Linked DNA regions of Homo sapiens: region 2 is linked to region 1. The links are chromatin contacts, found by Hi-C or POLR2A ChIA-PET in ENCODE. All regions are on one chromosome and are shown on one strand. Each heading gives the region's core, a stretch centred on a gene start or an enhancer-like site at or near the end of the contact. The rest is flanking DNA. Distances are from core to core; before and after follow the strand shown. Region 1 holds the start of RPSA (ribosomal protein SA). Region 2 holds the start of DLEC1 (DLEC1 cilia and flagella associated protein).

What was found. A loop is a pair of places that touch in the nucleus more often than their neighbours do. ChIA-PET counts read pairs that join two places held with the same protein, here RNA polymerase II (POLR2A). Pooled maps may share reads with other maps.
Region 2: a pooled map shows a loop between it and region 1 (6-fold over the local background). The contact joins the promoter of DLEC1 here to the promoter of RPSA in region 1. A Hi-C loop is called at or near these places in 2 of 168 maps with a recorded cell type or tissue (CD8-positive, alpha-beta T cell and OCI-LY7), 1 of 37 single-sample maps with no recorded cell type and 8 of 50 pooled maps. POLR2A ChIA-PET finds 5 or more read pairs at or near these places in 1 of 52 experiments (activated T-cell).

Annotation. Positions count from the first base shown.
Region 1 is chr3:39,403,105-39,410,124 of GRCh38, forward strand. It overlaps RPSA (ribosomal protein SA), which reads left to right and starts at 3,616. Exons shown (of 7, transcript NM_002295.6): 1 at 3,616-3,660; 2 at 4,517-4,682; 3 at 5,502-5,620. The coding sequence starts at 4,550. It overlaps SNORA6 (small nucleolar RNA, H/ACA box 6), which reads left to right and starts at 5,287; the gene lies at 5,287-5,435. RefSeq lists enhancers at 959-1,751, 3,337-4,128, 3,510-3,649, 5,714-6,505 and silencers at 3,820-3,999, 5,395-5,444.
Region 2 is chr3:38,036,179-38,043,652 of GRCh38, forward strand. DLEC1 (DLEC1 cilia and flagella associated protein) reads left to right here and starts at 3,030. Exons shown (of 37, transcript NM_007335.4): 1 at 3,030-3,458. The coding sequence starts at 3,048. RefSeq lists enhancers at 3,095-3,304, 3,595-3,824.

The sequences.
Region 1 (7,020 bases), core at 2,366-4,865:
TATTCGGGTAGCTGAGGCACAAGAATTGCTTGAATCTGGGAGGCAGAGGTTGCAGTGAGTTGCAATTGCACCACTGCACTCCAGCCTGGGAGACAGCAACTCTGTCTCAAAAAAAAAAACAAAAAAAAGAAGAAGAAGAAAAAAAAATTTAACAATCCACTGTGTCTTAAATTTCAGCTTTTGTCACCACTCCCTCCAAAAAAAGGTGCCTCAATGCAACAGCCTCTAGGTAGAACTAGCTTCTAAGTTCTTCTCTGCTCCTGGGAGCCATTAGCTTAGGTAGTCAGGAAATACCCTAGGCCGGGTGCAGTGGCTCATGCCTGTAATCCTAGCACTTCGGGAGGCCGAGGCGGGCTGATCACTTGAGGTAAGGAGTTCAAGACCAGCCTGGCCGACAAAGCAAAACCCTGTCTCTACCAAAAATACAAAAACTGGCCAGATGTGGTGGTGCGGGCCTGTAGTCCCAGCTACTCGGGAGGCTGAAGCTGGAGAATTGCTTGAGCCTGGGAGCAGAGGTTGCAGTGAGCTGAGATCACACTACTGCACTCCAGCCTGGGTGACAGAATGAGACTGTCTCAAAAAAAAAAAAATTACATAAAATAAAGAAGAAATACTCTAGAGTCTAGGATCGTGGTTTTTAAACTCAATATGGCTGCACATTGGAATCATCTGGAAAATGTTGGGGCTCAGAAAATGATACCCCTGACTGAATAAGGCACTTTGGCATGCTGCATGCTTTGAATTAAAGAAAATTGAAAGGCTTCTGAAATAGCGTCAGAACCAAGGTTTCTTTCTGACCTTCCCCTAACCCCATCTCTCAATCCCCTTTTCCCAAAGCATCCGGAGGGGCTTTGTCTGAAGTTCCCTTATCTGAATAAGGTAGGTTCCTCCAGAATAAAATACAATAGTCTTAAAACTTCCTCCCTAAGAATCTCATCAGGTAACCAGGAAATATTAACCACTGGGAAGAGAAAAGACTAAAAGTCATCACCATGCCCAGACAGACTCTTCATCTATTTTTCTGAGGGCAGCTTTTGAGAGATTTTCCAGGAGACATTATTTGCCTAATAAGGCAACCTTTGGTCACAGTGAAGTTCCTCCCCTTACCCTTTGCTGCTGTTTCCCCCAGAGCTCACAGGAACTTTGTCTCAGGCAAATTTTCTGTTCTTTGAACTCATTCCTATCCTTCCAAAAATCACTTACTAGCCCTCTAAATTGTTTACCATCCCATCTCCCTTCCCTGTGAAGTAGATGCTATTTAAGCTTCAGCCATCTGGCCCTTCTTTGAGTCTTATATTTCGTGTGGCTCCTGTGCATAAGCACATTAATAAATGTGTATGTTTGGCCTGGTGTGGTGGCTCACGCCTGTAATCCCAGCACTTTGGGAGGCCGAGGTGGGCAGATAACCTGAGGTCAGGAGTTCAAGTCCAGCCTGACCAACATGGAGCAACCCCATTTCTACTAAAAATACAAAATTAGCCGGGTGTGGTGGCGCATGCCTATAATCCCAGCTACTCGAGAGGCTGAGGCAGGAGAATTGCTTGAACCCGAGAGGTGGAGGTTTCGTTGAGCCGAGATTGAGCCACTGCACTCCAGCCTGGGCAACAAGAGCAAAACTCCGTCTCAAAAAAAAAAAGTGTATGTTTCTTCTCCTGTTAATTTGTCTATTGTCAGTTCATTTTAGCAGTGAACACTCAGAGGGTGGAGGGGAAGCCCCTACAAGAGCTTTAAAAGCTACTGATGCTTGGGTCTCACTCAGAGATTCTGATATATTCAGCCCAGGTGTAAGATTTTAAAAGCTGCCCAGGTGATCCTAATGCCAAGGCTGAGGCCCCTGGAGGAACCCTGCAGAGCTGCACTCACTACTCAGCAATCCCAATCCACACGTGAAGGGTTAAGCAGGAGTACATTTGGGTGCAGGGGGCAGGGCATTGTTTTGGGACTCAGGGGCCTCTGAGGAGGCTTGTGGCCTGAGTTTCTGCCAACAAACTGAATGCCTCCTCTTCCCATAACAAAGCGTAGAAGCGGGAGGCATTTGCATTTGCCGCAAGGGGCTGTGACTTCTCTGAATTTGTCCCTCAAGCCCCAGGTGCTTCAGCCTTGGTGGGTGATGAAGCAGAGCAGCCTGGGGGTGACCTGTGCTAGGGTCCAAGGGTTTCCAAGCTCCTCAGAAAATCATACTGGCTTCAGTGGAGCTGCAGAGCCACTTGCAGGAGAACCTGGATGTGCTGTCCTTTGGAAGAGTGGCCATAAGGGTCTACGAGTTCATTTTAGGGTGGGCTCAGAAATCAGATTGACTCAGCAGGCCCCAGAGAGGAACCTGCACTTTTTTTTTTTTTGACGGAGTCTTACTCTGTCGCCCAGGCTGGAGTGCAAGTGGCGCAATCTCCACTCACTACAACCTCTGCCTCCTGGGTTCAAGCAATTCTCCCGCCTCAGCCTCCCCAGTAGCTGGGATTACAGGCATGCCTGGCTAATTTTTGAATTTTTAGTAGATACCGGGTTTCGCCATGTTGGCCAGGCTGGTCTCTTGAACTCCTGGCCTCAAGGGATCCGCCCGCGTCAGCCTCCGAAAGTGCTGGGATTACAGCCACCGCGCCCCTTCAATTAACTCCTATTTTTTTGTTTGTTTTTTGGAGACAGAATTTCGCTCTATTGCCCAGGCTGGAGTGCAGCGGTGCAATCACATTCACTGCAGACTTGACCTCTAGGCTCAAGCTATCCTCCTGCCTCAGCCTCCTGAGTAGCTGAGACTACAGGGACGCACCATCATGATTGGTTAATTTTTGTATTTTTTGTGGAGATGGGGGTCTCCCCATGTTTCCCAGGCTAGTCTTGAACTTCTGAGCTCAGGCAATCCACCCACCTCGGCCTCCCAAAGTGCTGGGATTACAGGCACAAGCCACCGCGCCCGGCAAACTTATCTCCTACTGATGGATATTGCAAAATTTTTCTTCTACCAAAAAAAAAAAAAAAAAAAAGATAGATATAATCCATACCATCTGTTCAATCTTGTCCTTTTTAACTTTTTCAGGGAAACTTCCCCCAGGTGATAGATGGATAGATACATGAGATAGACATAACGCATACGATCAGTTCAATCTTATCTTTTTTAACTTTTTCAGAGAAAACTTCCCTTAAGTGAACATTTAAATCTGAATTACGTCCTGTTAAACTGTTCTCCAGGAAAATAAAATAAAATAAATCTTCAAGTTTTTGTTTACCTAACAATTTGTTGTGTCGAACAAACCTTCCTACTTTTCAGGTAACAAAATGGCAGCTTAGGCTAGAAAGCCGCTCATATTCGCAGGTACAAGGGCTGGGTAAGAACGCCCCGCCTGGCTGACTAACTTGAGTTCCGCGCTCTGGACAGGAATTATGCACAGGGCGTCGCTGTGGCACTAGAAACCCCAAAGTCACAAGCGCCCCAGATCCGACCAGGATGCCGCTACCGGCTACAGCCCAGAGGCCCGCTCCTGCGGCGCAAGCCCGCCTTCCTGAAGAAAAAGCCCAGTCCCGGCAGCGTTCTTCTCCGGCTCCGCCCTTCTTCCGCTCGACTTTCTTTGCCATTGGCTGACAACGGAGTACATAAGGACGTCATTTCCTGCCGCCTGTCTTTTCCGTGCTACCTGCAGAGGGGTCCATACGGCGTTGTTCTGGGTGAGTTCCGTGTAGCGTCCCTGGCGCCTTCCAGGGCTAGAAAAATGAGCTTTTCCTGCTCAAATGAAGGGTGAGAAGACTAGTGATGAAAGCCGGTCAGACTGGATCTGTCTCCCGCCCGGCGCGCCCCACCTTAGGCCTGCGGCCCGCACGTGGCCAGGCTCGGGCTGGCGGGTTCCCAGAGTGCCCCGGGAGCGGGTGGAGGCCGCCCTCCAGCGGAGGCTCCGAGCTGGGGTTCGGACCAGGCCGCGGGTGGGCGGGAGTGCAGAAAGCGGGCTAACATCCTGTGTTGCTATCCCTTCGGAGTCCCACACGGCGGTGAGTCTAGGCCCAGGCGCTGATTTACACCAGCTACTTGGGCTGGTCGGGTTTTCCCTTCGCGCCGTGCGGGTCAGGAGTTAAGGTTCTCGGGTTTTTAGACAAACAAGTGGTGACAGCACAGCGAAGTAATTCCAAAGCATCCGCCTACAATCTGCTTGAAAATGTCTGAAAACAATTCATGCCTTTTTTGCCTTTAGTTTGCATATTCCAAACATGGCTGCTCTTTTGTATCTAGTTGTTAACTTGGCGCATCCACAACTTTTCCTTAATTCCTATCTTGAGAAGTGTTGAATTTCCATTCGCTAATTTCGTGTAGTTTTATTACTCGGTTACTCTGCCGTCCACACTATTTCCTCAGTAAGATGTGCGCTGTTCCGTAATACACGACATGTATGGGTTAACTTTCTGTTTACCCTTCACTACACTGTAAGCTCAATGCCTGACACTATAGCAGATGGAGTTTTTGGTTGCTTTTAAGGGTGTGCCCTACTTAACTCAATGGAATGAAAAGAAATAGGTTGCTCTCTTATTTCAGATTCCCGTCGTAACTTAAAGGGAAATTTTCACAATGTCCGGAGCCCTTGATGTCCTGCAAATGAAGGAGGAGGATGTCCTTAAGTTCCTTGCAGCAGGAACCCACTTAGGTGGCACCAATCTTGACTTCCAGATGGAACAGTACATCTATAAAAGGAAAAGTGATGGTTAGTCATTGCTTTAATTTTTTGTTACTCCAGCTGTAAGTACAAATTTTGAGCTTGCTATTCTCGTGGTTAGTTCTGGGTAATTTCTTTCTATCTTCCTTAAATGAAGCCAGACCCCTACGTTGAAAACATACTTTAAATAAATGTTCTTGTTATTGAGAGAAAAGATTTCTGCTCCAGGGGAGGAATATGTCAGTTGTCTGAGTTACGGGACTTGGGTTGGGTCATGAACATGAGAAAGTTCATTGGCTGAGTTTCTAATAGCTCGCATAGTGCCTTCAACTTCATAGGTACTTACACAGGCTATTGAACTGAATTTTGAGTGGAAAGTGGGGTAAGAGGTGGGAATGAACAATATGGTTTGGAAGAACCAGAGGATGGAAGGCATTAAGTTGGCTAAGGCACTTACTTATTTTAGAGATAAAGCTACCAAGGACTTGGGAGTGACATGCTGTAAAGGAGTTTTAGGATGAATCTTGCATCAGTGCAGATTATAAAAGGGAAAGAGTGGCAGAAAGCCAGGAAGTGGATTATTAAGAACCAATGATGGAATAAGTACAGGGAAAGAGAAAGGAAAGATGGATTTAGCCAACTGAATCTAGGCTGCACACTATTAAAGCTCAGGGTGGAGGCCAGTCTTGGCTCATGAACTTCTGAGTGTCGGAAGTGTGCTATATCAATGGCAGGATTTTCGCTAACACCAGTAGAGCTTGCCTCTATGACTGGAGTTTGGTAGTACTCGCTGCCACATAGAGTAAACTTGAGAAGAATGTTTGCACAGCCAGGTCAAGTGTTACAAATCCTTCTGCCCTCACTTAGGCATCTATATCATAAATCTCAAGAGGACCTGGGAGAAGCTTCTGCTGGCAGCTCGTGCAATTGTTGCCATTGAAAACCCTGCTGATGTCAGTGTTATATCCTCCAGGAATACTGGCCAGGTTTGTGGAACAGTGGTTAGTTTTTATATTATAGAAATAAAGCTTACAGACATTGTGAGACATAGAAAGACATAAGAAAACAGAAATAACTCAGGCCGGGCGCGGTGGCTACGCCTGTAATCCCAGCACTTTGGGAGGTGGAGTCCGGCGTATTACGAGGTCAGGAGATCCACACCACGGTGAAGCCCCATCTCTACTAAAAATACAAAAAATTAGTTGGGCGTGGGGGCGGGTGCCTGTAGTCCCAGCTACTCAGGAGGCCAAAGTGGAGAATGGCGTGAACCCGGTGGGCGGAGCTTGCAGTGAGCTGAGATGCGCCACTGTACTCCAGCCTGGGTGACAGAGCCGAGACTCTGTCTCAAAAAAAAAAAAAAAGAAAATAGAAAACTCAAACTCCACTGTTAAGAGATCTTAAGTTGGACTGAGCCATAGAAATCGCCCTTATGACCTATGACCTTCCTTTTTTTTTTTTTTTTTTTTTTTCCTTCAAGACAGTCTCTCGCTCTGTTGCCTGTTGTCCATCCTGGACTGCAGTGGTGTGATATCGGCTCATTGCAGCCTTTGCCTCCTAAGCTCAAGGGATTCTCCTGCCTCATCCTCCCGAGTAGCTGGAATTACAGGCATGTGCCACCATGCCTGACTGATTTTTGTATTTTTAGTAGAGACATGGTTTTACCATTTGGCCAGGCTGGTCTTAAACGCCTGATCTCAAGTGATCCTCCCACCTCGGCCTCCCAAAGTGTTGGGATTACAGGCGTAAGCCACTGCGCCCAGCCTGTAAGACCTTTTCAACATACATGCTGGGCATCTGGCAGTATGTTGAACTTTATAATTTCATTTTGTGTAGACTTGTGCCACTAAATATCTAGAAATTCTATTAAAGTGGCTTATCACATTTTCCCATAGTCAAAGTTTTTACCTTAAAACAATGAAATACTGGGACAGAAATTTTTTAAGAATCTTAGCCAGTCATGACGGCATGCACCCATAGTTCCCGTTAATTGGGAGTCTGAGCCAGGAGATCCCTCAAGTCCAGGAGCTGGGGGCTGCAGTAAGTTATGATTTTGCCACTGCACTCCAAGCCTGGGGCACAGAGTGAGATCCTGTTTCTTAAAAAAGCCAGTCATGGGTGGCTCATGCTTTTGTAATATGGGGTACTTTGTGAGGCTGAGGCTGGTGGCTTGCTTGAGCCCAGAAGTTCGAGACCAGGGTGGGCAACGTGGCAAAACTCCGTCTCTACCAAAATTAACAAAAACGAGCTGGGTGTGGTGTTGGCGTGCCTGTAGTCTCAGCTGAGGCTAAGGTGGGAAGATTGCTAGAACACAGGAGGTTGAGGCAGCAGGGAGCCAAGACTGTCCACTGCATCCCAGCCTGAGTGACAGAGTGAGGCCTTGTCTCAA
Region 2 (7,474 bases), core at 1,780-4,279, 1.4 Mb before region 1:
GGTGAGCCAAGATTGCAATACTGCACTCCAGCCTGGGGGACAGGGCAAGACTCCAACTCAAAAAAAAAAAAAAAAAGTTGGACATCCATGAAACTATGAAATGTATTTAAAAGTTAAAAAAAAAAAAAAAAGGCCAAACGCCAGGTGCAGTGGCTCATGCCTGTAATCCCAACATTTTAGGAGGTGAAGGCAGGAGGATTGCTTGAATCCAGGTGTTTGAGACCAGCCTCGGCAACTTAGGAAGACCTTGTCTCTACAAATAATTTTAAATATTAGCTGGGCATGGTGGTGCACGACTGTGGTCGCAGCTACTCGGGAGGCTGAGGCAGGGGGATTGCCTGAGCCCAGGAGGTTGAGGCTGCAATGAGCTGTGATCATACTCCTGCACCCCAGCCTGGGTGATAGAGTGAGAGCCTGTTTCAAAAAGAAAAAAGCAGTGAAAAAAAAAATTTAAAGGCCAAAAATTTGTGTGGGAACCCAGAGATATACAAACAAACAAGAATGTAGTCAATAGAACGGGTTATAAAATGAAGACAGCAACTCACAAGGAATTCCCTTTGTGCCGATGAAGTCCCCAGGGGAGGGGAGCTGAAGAGTGGTTCCAAAAGTGACCTGAGCCCTGTTACCAGTGCAGGGTCGCAGCCATTCATTTCTCCAGTTAGCCAGGGAGCAAACAGAAATTGAATGCTGGGCATGGTAGAATCAGGGATGAATCCAGTTTATCAAGCAGAGAGATACTGGTAGAACAGGGACCCGAGGGTGGAGATAGGTGATGCACAGAAGAAATAGGGAGGCAGGGAAGAGAGTGTGTCAGTCGGAGGGAATGGGCAGCAGCACCAGAGGCTGCTGAGATGAGGACTGAGGGGGGACTGTTGCCACTGGAGAGACAGGAGGGTTGCTGGTAACCTTAGCCTGGAGCCAGAGGGGGGAGGGGTCATGCAAAGGGAGACCTCTCCCAGGCTAGTCAGACTCTGTGACTGTCTCTGAGGCTGTCTAGAGGCAGGGTGGAGAAGCCAAAAGTAATGGCAAGAGTCCATTGTCCTGTCCTTCCCTATAACAGGGAAGGGGGCCAGAGAGCCTCCACAAGCGGAACTGCTCCTAAATGACAAGACCACCCAACTGGGGCTCCATTTGCCACATTAGAGCAATGGAGGCCCCCAGACTGTTGCACCCCTCTTCCTACCCACAGCTCCTTCCTGCACCACTGGGGGCCTTGCATGCTTGTGGAAAATTGGAGAAATGCCTGTTTGCCAAAGCTCCCTCCACTTCCCTCCTCCTCCCCCCACCATAGCTACCCTTTTAAGTCAGCCCTGGGAGGATAAACTTAAAGAAGAGGCCTGCATAGGCCCTGGAATGAACTCAGGACATGTGGGCACATACTTTTGGGGTCCCATGTGCCTGGAGGCGAGGCACGGGGCACATCATCTTGGCCCTGTGATCTCTTACTCTGTGGGAAAGAGTGCGGGGGACAGCCAGAGATGGGCCTCTCAAGCACACAGTCCAGGGCAGGCGGCCCTGGCTTCTCAGCTCTCAGGACAGAAAAGGTCCTGGAAAGGACAAAAGAGAGAGCCAGGCCCAACCAAGAGAAGTAGAAGTGGAAGTAGCCCAGGTGTGTGGGCAAGCATGCTAGCACTCATCTCTGGAAGTGGGTTTCAGGATGTAAGGCAAGCAAACTCAGTGTGGAGTAGAAAGTGGTTGGTTGTATCACCTGTGAGCAAAAGCCATGGTGTGCAAATGACAACAGTCAATGTGATGTTATGCTGCTGCCCTGGACAAATGCAGTCCTCTTTTCCATCTCAGTGATGCTGTCATCACCCCCCTGATTGCACACACAGGATACCTGGGAGTCATTCTTGGTGCCTGTTTCTTACCTCCCATTATCCACCAGCAAGTCTTATCAATTCTACTTTTTGGATCTATCTCCAATCCAGTTCCCTCTCTCTCATCCAATCTCCCTTCATCTCTTTCCTAACTTCTGTGCTAGTTTCCTAACTGAACTTCCTGATGCCTCTTGCCTCTCCTGTCTATTCTCATAGCAATCAGAATGATCTTAGTAAAACAGAGCTGACCATGACATGCCCCAGCTTAAGACCCTTGATGAACCTCCTACTGCCCTCAAAATAAAGTCCAAATTCCCTATTGTGGCCTACCAACCCACTTATGATCTGGCCCTAACCTATCAGTGTCATTCCTCCACCCTCACACTCTTTAAGTTCCACTCCTCCTGAATTTCATTCCGTCCTTCCCACATTTTTAAATATTTTGTAAAGATGGGGTCTCCCTATGTTGCCCAGGCTGGTCTCAAACTCCTGGCTTCAAGTGATCCTCGTGCCTCAGCCTCCCAAAGTGTTGGGATTACAGGTGTGAGCCACCACACACACGCTCTTATTTAGGTACTTTTTTGTTTTTTGTCATTCTACTAACTGTAGTACTGCATTGTGGTTTTAATTTCCACTTCTTTGATGACTAATGATGTTCAGTCTACTCCTTCTTTGAAATCTCTGCTTGGTTTTCATTTGTTCCAAGAAGTAATCGCTCCTTCTACAGACTAAGTTCCTGTCCTCCTTTGTAGTTCCATGACAACCAATATTTATCTCCACCTTGGCCTTAACCCACTAAAGTACAGTTGTTTTACTTTTACCTCCACACCCACCGCCATCATCACAAACACACACATACACGACTGTGCACTTCCTGAAGGCAGAAGCAGCATCATACTTCTTTGGTATCTTCAGCAATCAGCACAGACCTGAAACACAATCTTTACACAATAAATATGATGAGTGAATGAACAGTTGCTTAACAAATTAAAGAATGGATGAAGGTAGGTAGTTAGGTACAAGGTTTTGCAGATAGGCCTGGCTGTGTCAATTAAACCTTTCTTCATGGGTCCTCACACTTAGTAAGCTCACTTTTAAAAGGACAATGCTGAAGACACAAATGTTTACAATGACCACAGCGATGACGGGATCCGAGAGAAAGGCAAGGCGGAAGGGGTGAGGCCGGAAGCCGAAGTGCCGCAGGGAGTTAGCGGCGTCTCGGTTGCCATGGAGACCAGGAGCTCCAAAACGCGGAGGTCTTTAGCGTCCCGGACCAACGAGTGCCAGGGGACAATGTGGGCGCCAACTTCGCCACCAGCCGGGTCCAGCAGCCCCAGCCAGCCCACCTGGAAGTCCTCCTTGTATTCCTCCCTCGCCTACTCTGAGGCCTTCCACTACAGCTTCGCAGCCCGGCCCCGCCGCCTCACGCAGCTTGCGCTGGCGCAGCGTCCCGAGCCTCAGCTGCTTCGTCTGCGCCCCTCCTCGCTGCGCACCCAAGATATCTCGCACTTGCTCACCGGCGTCTTCCGCAACTTGTACTCAGCCGAGGTCATCGGCGACGAAGTGAGCGCAAGCTTGATCAAGGCCCGCGGCAGCGAGAATGAGCGCCACGAGGAGTTCGTGGACCAGCTGCAGCAGGTAACGTGGCGGTGGCGTCGCGTCTGCGGACGGTGCCGGGGTCTCAGCGCTCGGCACGCGTCAGCACCTGCCAGGTGCCAGGCGCTGTTCCAGGATCTGGGGCTGCAGTTGAGAAACAGCCCATCATGCCGAAGTGGGCCCGACATTCTAGTGGAAGGACGCTCTATCCATACACACACATGCGCAAATACCACACATACCACACAACGTGCGGCATATATCTGTAGCACCTGTCTATATTTCTCTAGACACATACGTTATATATTGCATATATCAATGAACGACTGCGGCAGACCGCTGAATAGTTGTTCCATGGAGAGGATAAAGCCAAAAGTCACCCGGCTTTGGGGTGCCTTTGTATCACAAACCACAATCTTGACTGGGCCATTCATGCGCAGATTTTAGGAAGCGTGTCTAGCCTCTAGAACAGCAACTCTGCTTCCTCATCTGTACAAGGAGAAAACCAGCTGACTCGCGGCCTCTGTGCTGAGTCGGCCTCTGCTGGCCACACTACTGAAGACTCCCTTAAACTTGTGGGCACTCCTCCCATACCCGATCCTTTACCCCGGTGTGCTTCCTGCCTCTCAGATCTTCTTCTTCTCCTTTCTGTTCTGTCCTCTACCTGCCCCTTAAGTGACATGCATCCCACGTCGTTAGCTTCAGTCATTCCTTCACTTAACACATTTGTTGAATGTCTGCTGGGTGTCATACTCTGTTCTAGGCAGTGGGGATTCAGCAGTGAATAAAAACGCCAGTGTTCGGGCACACCCACACTCACACACGCAACCTGTCCTCTGTAGCTTTCAACCTAACTGAGGTAGATAGACATTAACAAAATGAATACCTATACAGTATGTGAGATACTTACAGGACCAGTCTCGCCGCCTCCACGGGTTATAGGCTTCTTAAAGTGCAGCCAGAGCCCCTGGCTGGGATCCTGTACTCTGTGATTCGTGGGTCACCACATTCACTCTGCTAAGACTTCAGCCTACCCAGCCAGACCTTGCCCTTGAACTTCAGACTCACATCCCTGTCATTCACATGAGCCAGAATATATGGAGCATTATAAACCTATAAACCCCATGACCAGTCACCCAGTTCACTGGATTCTATCTTCTCAGTATCTGTCCCATAAGTAGCCACTATACCAGAGTCTGAATTGGCAAATAGTGATCCCTTTTTTTGAAGAAAAAAAGTAATACATATTACAAATTTTTTTTTTTGACAGAGTCTGGCTCTGTTGCCCAGGCTGGAGTGCAGTGATGTGATCACAGCTCACTGCAGCCTTAACATCAGGGGCTCAACTGATCCTCCCTCCTCAGCATCTGGAGTAGCTAGGACCACAGGTGTGCACCAGTATGCCCAGCTTATTTATTTATTTATTTATTTATTTGAGATGGAGTCTCACTCTGTCACCCAGGCTGGAGTGCATGGCGCAATCTCAGCTCACTGCAAGCTCCACCTCCCACATTCATGCCATTCTCCTGCCTCAGCCTTCTGAGTAGCTGGCGCCTGCCACCACACCTGGCTAATTTTTTTGTATTTTTAGTAGAGACAGGGTTTCACTGTGTTAGCCAGGATGGTCTCGATCTCCTGACCTCGTGATCTGCCCACCTTGGCCTCCCAAAGTGTTGGGATTACAGGCATGAGCCACCACATCTGGCCTAAATTTTTATTTTTTAAAAATTGTGAGATGGGGTCCCACTATGTTGCCCAGGCTGGTCTCAAATTTCTGGCCTCAATTGATCCTTCCACCTCAGCCTCTCCAGATGCCGGTATTACAGGTGTGAGCCACTGTGCCTGGCCCACATTATAAAAATCTTAATTTAGAAGCTGAAATTTAATTTAAACATTTGAAGTTTTAAAATTGCAGAAATTTCAGAATGCAGAAAAGTTTAAAGAGTGATCCCCTATAGAAATACAACTATGCGGCCGGGCGTGGTGGCTCACGCCTATAATCCCAGCACTTTGGGAGGCCGAGGCGGGCAGATCACGAGGTCAGAAGTTTGAGTCCAGTCTGACCAACATAGTGAAACCCTGTCTGTACTAAAAATACCAAAAATTAGCCGGGCGTGGTGGTGTGTGACTGTAATCCCAGGTACTCGGGAGGCTGAGACAGGAGAATTGCATGAACCCAGGAGGCGGAGGTTGCAATGAGCCAAGACTGCACCACTGCACTCCAGCCTGGGCGACAGAACGAGACTCCGTTTCAAAAAAAAAAAAAAAAAAAGAAATACAACTATGCAAAGATAAGTTGACTTTATAAATTATGGTATATTCACACTATGGAATACTACAAAGTTGTTAAAAAGAATGAATTATACCTGCATTGTAGACAAACACAGCTGCCATTTATTTATTTATTTATTTTTTTGAGGCAGAGTCTCGCTCTGTTGCCCAGTCTGGAGTGCAGTGCCACGATCTTGGCTCACTACAACTTCCGTCTCCTGGGTTCAAGCGATTCTCCTGCCTCAGCCTCCTGAGTAGCTGGGATTACAGACATGCACCACCATGCCTGGCTAATTTTTGTATTTTTAGTAGAGATGGGGTTTCACCATGTTGGCCAGGCTGGTCTCCAACTCCTGACCTCAAGTGATCTGCCCGCCTCAGCATCCCAAAGTGCTAGGATTACAAGAGTGTGCCACTGCGCCTGGCCCGCCATTTATTAATTTAGCAAAAAAGCCATAGAACAATGTTAGGATAATTTAATTTTTTATAATATATATGCATGGGAAAAAAGCTGAAAACTTTCACAACAAAATGTTAACAATATTCTTATGGGACATTTAACTTTTTCTTTGCACATTTCTATATTGTCTGAATTTTGCAATGTACACGAATTAATTTTGTAATTACAAAAAAAGAAACTTTGAAAAGAGCAGGCATCTGTTATTCCACTTCTGTAATGTTGCTGGCTTTTTTTTTTTTTTTTTTTTTGAGACAGAGTCTTGCACTGTTGCCTGGGCTAGAGTGCAGTGGCACGATCTCAGCTCACTGCAACCCCTGCCTCCCGGGTTCATGTGATTCTCCTGCCTCAGCCTCCCAAGTAGCTGGGATTACAGGCACACACCACCACACCAGGCTAATTTTTTGTATTTTTAGTAAAGACAGGGTTTCACTATGTTGGCCAGACTGGTCTTGAACTCCTGACCTCGTGATCCACCCGCCTCGGCCTCCCAAAGTGCTGGGATTACAGACGTGAGACACTGCGCCCAGCAATGTTGCTGTTCTTATACCTATATTCCTCTCCCTCTTTCCTTTTTCGTCATCTGTTCTTTGCTTTTCCTCACTCGTCTCTAGATGTCACTGCCATGTGACCATCTGTACAGGACTCAGATTCATTCTCCCTGGGAGGAGCAATAATCACTATTCCGTATGAGTGTCTGCATTGCCTGAGTTTTTCCCTCAGATAACCCCGTTGGCAGCTGATCTTCCCCAAGCCCACCTATAGAAATATCTCATGGTCTAATGATTGAGAGCAAATGCTCTGGAACCATACACCCTGGGTTCAAGTCCTGGCTCCTACACATACCATCTATAGGACCTTGGGTGATATTTACTTCTATAAGCCTCAGTTTCCTTATCTGTAAAATGCAGATAATAATAATATTCACCCCATAGGTTGGTTGTTTTGAGGATTAAATGAGTCAATACAGTAAAGCATTTACAATATTGAGCATTTACAACATGGTAAGCCCTCAGTAAGTGATAGTTGGTCTTGTTATTTGGACTAGATGCTAATTCCTACATCCAGAAATTAGGGTCAGAGATTGTCAGCAGACCCAAATAGTAAGACACATAACACAGAACATAGTACTTTATATTTGAGGAACTGTCCCAGGCCACTGTCTCCTGAAAAACATTTCCTGACTCCAAGAAGATTTAGTTACTTCTTCTTAGCCTTCCATATATCCTCATTCATATGCTATTATAGCGCTTTTAAGAGTTGATTTCACCTATTTGTATCCTTGCCAGGCCCCTCCTGCTAAACTGTAAACTCTTTAAGAGCAGAAACC